Linked DNA regions of Homo sapiens: region 1 is linked to region 2. A link is a contact called in ENCODE Hi-C or POLR2A ChIA-PET data. All regions are on one chromosome and are shown on one strand. Each heading gives the region's core, a stretch centred on a gene start or an enhancer-like site at or near the end of the contact. The rest is flanking DNA. Distances are from core to core; before and after follow the strand shown.

What was found. A loop is a pair of places that touch in the nucleus more often than their neighbours do. ChIA-PET counts read pairs that join two places held with the same protein, here RNA polymerase II (POLR2A). Pooled maps may share reads with other maps.
Region 1: a loop to region 2 is called in a pooled map, with 4 times the contacts of the local background. The contact joins the enhancer-like site here to the promoter of IKBKG in region 2. A Hi-C loop is called at or near these places in 3 of 50 pooled maps. POLR2A ChIA-PET finds 5 or more read pairs at or near these places in 3 of 52 experiments (GM12878, PC-9 and SK-N-SH).

Annotation. Positions count from the first base shown.
Region 1 is chrX:154,595,148-154,598,062 of GRCh38, forward strand. No RefSeq gene overlaps it. Among named protein-coding and RNA genes, the nearest start is that of CTAG1A, 11 kb to the left of the region's middle. RefSeq lists an enhancer at 1,939-2,526. Within about 2 kb of position 1,469, at least 2 of the 41 ENCODE cell types and tissues checked have a DNase peak (open chromatin) inside an H3K27ac peak, as active enhancers do; they include PC-9, where a contact is called at or near this core.
Region 2 is chrX:154,546,319-154,549,115 of GRCh38, forward strand. It overlaps IKBKG (inhibitor of nuclear factor kappa B kinase regulatory subunit gamma), which reads left to right and starts at 1,302. Exons shown (of 10, transcript NM_001099857.5): 1 at 1,302-1,427. G6PD (glucose-6-phosphate dehydrogenase) reads right to left here and starts at 528. Exons shown (of 13, transcript NM_001360016.2): 1 at 471-528. RefSeq lists enhancers at 1-107, 1,410-1,689 and a silencer at 410-969.

The DNA of each region.
Region 1 (2,915 bases), core at 219-2,718, 49 kb after region 2:
GTCATATGATGACAGAGACAGAGATTGGAGTGATGTGTCTAAGCATCTAAAAGCCACAGAACATCAAGGAATGCCACCAGCCACCCGAAGCTAGGAGAGACCAGGAACGATTTTTCCCTGGGAGCCTCTTTGGAGGGAGCGCGGCCCTGCCCATACCTTGACTTCAGACTAGTGGATGCCAGAACCTGCAAGAAAATCCATTTTTGTCGTTTTAAGCCATGCAGTTTGTGTTATTTTGTTCTGATGGCCCTAAATAAATGAATACAGTCTGCAAGTGGATGGTGATCCAGAAACTGCTTCCAGCCTGTAATAAGTACAGAAATTGAGTGTATACGCAGGCAGAGTAAATCTGTTGAATCAGAGTGTCTGTTGACTCTAACAATAAAGTAGATGGGCTTGGACTTGGTATGTCTTTTTCAGTTAATTGTATGATAAATTTTATTGTTTTAACAAAAGTACCAGTCCATGATAGATTGGAACTATGAGAGAGATACAGAGACAGAGAGAGAGAGGAGAGAGAAGAGAGAGAGGAGAGAGAAAAGAGAGAGCAGAGAGAGAGAAGAGAGAGAAGAGAGGAGAGAGAAAAGAGAGAGGAGAGAGAGAGAGGAGAGAGAGAGAGAGAGAGGAGAGGGAGAGAGAGAGAGAGGAGAGACAGAGAGAGAGAGGAGAGAGAGAGAAATTCCTCAGAGATCCTGGTGAGGAGCTGCTGCTGTTTCCTAGTTAGCTGATGAACTGGCTTCCCCTTATAGTTTACATTTCATTTGCTTCATTTGTCATTTCAGCATAACTCTGGGGAGAGGACTTAAAAATCTTTGCCCTCTGGTCACTATTTTACCCAGAAGTTCTAATGCTTATGGTTTTCTTGTATTAAAGTTAAAACATCCTTATGAATTATTCCGATATGGAAGTGATGCAATTTCTACATTCTGAGATGACATCAATGATTGTAACATCATTTTTGTATATTCATAACAGAGAGAGAGAGAGAGAAATAGGATAGCAAAACCAAAACCCGAGGGCAGCATCCACAATAAAACTAAGTGGTGACAAGATATCCACATGAACTCCAAAATCTGGAGTGGCTGAGACCAAATCACCCCTCCCGCACCTGCTCCAAGATCTGCAGAGCCTTAGCATCTGAGGGAAGTGAGTGGGCACCTGGCAGACCCAGAATTCCAATACTTACCTGCCTTCAGGCAATTGCAACTATGGAATTCTTTGTGGTTGCCTCCACTACAAAACAAGGTAATAAAAATCATCTATAAATCTGTAGCTAACCATTTCAAAACACAAATGGACTGTAATGAGTAAGCTCAAGTGAGACAAAAAAATGATCAACCAGATTGCTTCATCATATCTCAACCTGGTACTTGCAGAGGGTTCTATTGAGCAGAGCTTAGTGTTGAGGCTGTGGGTGCAGCTGTGGCTTCCTCATCCCCTCCAGGCAGGGGTGGAGCACCATGGTGAGGGGAGGGGGGCCAGAGTTCACCGTAGAAACCAGAAGTGCTAGTTAAGAAGCCAGAGGAATTCTGAGCCTCCCCCCTCACCGCCTTCCCCTGCAACCAGAATTGCATTCCTGCATATTTAGCACCAGAATTCCTAAGCAATTTACAAGCATTAGCACTGAAGTTGAGAATCTGGGGGAGTAGGGAGGGGCCAATAAATAGCACCTCTTCCCTGCCTGCCAGGGTTCCTAACCAACTGAGAAATTCCACAAACGTGCCAGCAGATGGGGAAGCAGCCTTGGTGGACAGGGCTTGTTAGAAGAGCCAAATGGGCTTGCTAATTCCTCACAAGCCCCCTAGTCTAGACTTAGAGCGGTCCACTGGAGGAAGGTTTTGGGTCTGTAGAACAGGTTCACATCCCCAATATTGCTGCCTGCCACCAAACTGGGCAGGAAGGAAAGGAAAAAGAGGCCAGATCTCCCACAGTGAGAACTTTTGACAAATTAACCACTTGATCCTTCCTCAAGGAGACTGGGGGAGAGAAGAGTTACCGCCCTAACATGCACACCTAATGTTTCCCAAATTTTTGTACCTTGATATGGTTTGGCTGTGTCCCCACCCAGATCTCATCTTGAACTGTAGCTCCCATAATCCCCACGGGTCGGGTCATGGGAGGGACCCAGGGGGAGGTAATGGAATCATGGGGGCGGGTCTTTCCCATGGTGTTCTCACGGTAGTGAATAAGTCTCACGAGATCTGATGGTTTTACAGAGGGCAGTTCCCCTGCACACGCTGTCTTGCCTGCCGCCATGTAAGACATGCCTTTGCTCATCCTTCGCCTTCCGCCATGATTGTGAGGCCTCCCCAGCCACGTGGAACTGTGAGTCCATTGAACCTCTCTTTCTTTATAAACTACCCAGTGTTGGGTATTTCTTCATAGTGAAACAGCCAAGTAGAAAGGGGCCCTGGAGAAGCTCCAACCGGCTAGGGCACTGGGAGAACAGGGTAGCGCCATGGAAGTTTGTGCCATTTCCAGGCGGGAGGAGCCTGGCCCCTCCTGTTCCTGTGCGGTAACCTGGGATTCAACCTGTGAGATGGGGGCCTGTTAACAGGAACCCCTCTGGCTTTGCTGAGAGTCTTTTTCCTTTTTGCCCAATATATTCCATAACCCCTCACCCTTCAAAATGTCTGTGTGCCAAATCTTTCCTGGTCATGTGACAAGAACCCAGTTTTTAGCTGAACTGAGCAGAAAGTCCTACAACAGTAGCAGTATGAAAATGGTCAGATACATACCTCTTAACCCATTGGGCTTAACTAGTAAGTCTATGGTGTACCCACAGCCAAAAGTTTACCCCTTACTCTGTTTCCTCATCCCAAATTATTTCTGGCCATCGTTGCCCAACATATCTCATCAGAGGTTCTGCAACAAGGTCAAATGGCATCTATGAGATATTCTAACAATGAGAGTCC
Region 2 (2,797 bases), core at 52-2,551:
TGGGTTAGAAACTGCTGGCTCTGGGCTCCAGCCACTCTCTCCTAGGCAGCCTTCATTCAGGGTGTACATTACAAAATTACTCAAAGCATTGGTGTATTCCGACTACAGCATCAATTCTGGACAACCGAGTAAAATCCTTGTGGGGCATGGAACTGCGTGCCCAGGACCATCTCATTCCCGACTGTAGCGGGAACTCCACAATGACCTGGAGCATGGGAGATGGTGCAGATGCTGGAGTTCAGCTCCAGCCCTCCCCTTGCCAAGCTGGGTGACCCCGGTCGGCAAGTCCCCTTCGCTCTCGGGGTCTCAGGGGCTCAAGAGAGGAGGTGCGGGGTATAAAGGGATTGGTTAAGACCCTCTCGATTCTGCTCGGTTCTCAAGCACAACAAACAGCGTGTATTTTACCGCCGCGCGGCGCAGCGCGGGACAGTACGCTCCTCCGCCTGCGCGGCGCCCGCCCGGCCGGTTACCTGCGCTTCGTCGTCGTCGCCCTCCGCGCTCGCAGCCCCGAAGTGTACGACCGTTTCCGGGGGCTGAGCCCCGCCGGCCCATTTAATCGGCGGGGGCGGGGGCGGGCGCCTGGGCTGAGCGGACCCGCCTCAGGCGAGGCGTGCGGGGCGGGGCCTCGGCCACCACCCCTCGTGCGGGCGGGGCGGGGCGAGGGCAGGTGCGCGCGCATCCCAGGCCAGCCCCTGCCTCTCGGGCACCTGCGCTGGAGGCCGGCCCGCCGGCTGCCTGCCATACCCGCTGCCGCTGCTCTGCATCCCCAATTCCGGCGGGCACGGGTGCAGCTCCGCGTAGTGCTCCCGCATCCCCATCGCCGGCCCGGCCCCGCCCCTACTGTCCGGTTTCCCCGCCTGCCCCGGCGGCCTCGCGCGCTCGCGGAGGGCTCCACTTCCGCCGGCAGCGTGGCCACGCCTCCTCTGGGCTGTCCCTCGGCTCCTGGGCGGGGCCTTCTGCCGCGCCACTCCCCCGGGAACCCTCGCCTGTTCGCGGGTCAAGCCGGCCCTATTGGGCAGTCTCTTCTTGATTCCTCCCCCGGAGAGGGCGGGGCGGCCGAGCGCCCCGAGGCTAGACGCCGCCGTCCGAGAGACGAGGGGGCGTGTAGGCGGTGACGCCCTGCAAAGTGGCCGGCGTGCTTATCATTACCGAGCTTCCGCGGGCCTGCAGAGCCTGGCGGACTCAGACTTCTCTCCGGAGCGGGATGCGGCCCTACCGCGGCCTCACACTTCTCGCCGGCTTCCCGAGTTCTCGGGGGCGGGGCTTGTGTTTTTACTTCCGGATCCCACAGCTATGACACCGGAAGCCGGAAGCGTGGTAGGGAAGGGCGACCGCGAAACTGGGACTTTCTCGGAGCGCCGGGGCCCTACCAGCGTTCACAGTCCGCCGCTCCCACCCTTCTCACGTCTGACGGACTCTGCTGACAGGTGTGGTCCTTTTCCCCAAAGACAGGGTTCCATCCGTGGGCGTTCCGCCGCCTCCGAAACTTCCCCCGGACGTTCAGGCTCCCCCCTCTTTTTTGGGCCCCAGCCCGTTCCTGCTCCGCGCTTCTGGAGCACTGGCCAAGGCGGGCCGATTCAGGACCCAGGTTACTTGGGCGGCGAGCTGGACTGTTTCTACTCCTCCCTCCTCCTCCACTGCGGGGTCTGACCCTACTCCTTGTGTGAGGACTCCTCTAGTTCAGAGACATATTCTGTTCACCAAACTTGACTGCGCTCTATCGAGGTCGTTAAATTCTTCGGAAATGCCTCACATATAGTTTGGCAGCTAGGTATCTGATTTCATATGCCTGTTTGCTCGTTTTGCAAGACAACATCTGCCTATCGTCATACTGTTTCTGTGATCTGAGAATGAATGGGCTCTCCTGGCACATTAGAGGAATAGCACGGAGGTCACTATAGCTGGAGCAGAGTGAGGGAGGGGAGCACAGTTGGAGAGGAAGGGATGGGGAACCCGATGGTACAGGGCCTTGTAGGCCGTTGTAGGGAGATTGGCTTTTACGCAGAAGGCAACGGGGATCCATGGTAGGGTTCTCAGTAGAGGAGGAATGTGATCGGAATTACGTCTTACACTGATCGTTCTAGCAGTGGTGGGGAGAACAGACCATAGTGGGCAAGGGTAAAAGAAGGGTGGCGTGGTAAGAGGTAATTGCAGTAATCCAGCTCAGAGACAGTGCTTTGAGCATTTTATTATTGGAAATTTCAAAAATGTACGAAAGTAGAAAAATGAGTATAGTAAATCTTTTTGGTTTGTTTGTTTTTGAGAGATGGAGTCTCGCTCTGTCGCCCAGGCTGGAGTGCAGTGGCATGATCTCAGCTCACTCTAACCTCCTCCTCCTGGGTTCAAGCGATTCTCCTGCCTCAGCTTCCCAGGTAGCTGGGACTGCAGGCGTGCGCCACTACGCCCAGCTAATTTTTGTATTTTTAGTAGAGACGGGGTTTCACTATATGTTGGCCAGTCTGGTCTTGAACTCCTGACCTCAGGTGATCTGCCTGCCTCAGACTCCCAAAGTGCTGGGATTACAGGTGTGAGCCACTGCGCTCGGCCAGTATAGTAAATCTTACATTCACAGCTACCAACTTCAACAATTGAAGGTATCAACTTCTGACTAATTTTGTTTATATCCCTCGCAATCCTCTCCCATTATTATTTTATTTCTTTTTCTTTCTTTCTTTCTTTTTTTTTTTTTTTTGAGACAGAATCTCGCTCTGTCACCAGGCTGGAGTGCAGTGGTGTGATCTCCACCCACTGCAACTTCCGCCTCCTGGATTCAAGCGATTCTTCTGCCTCAGCCGCT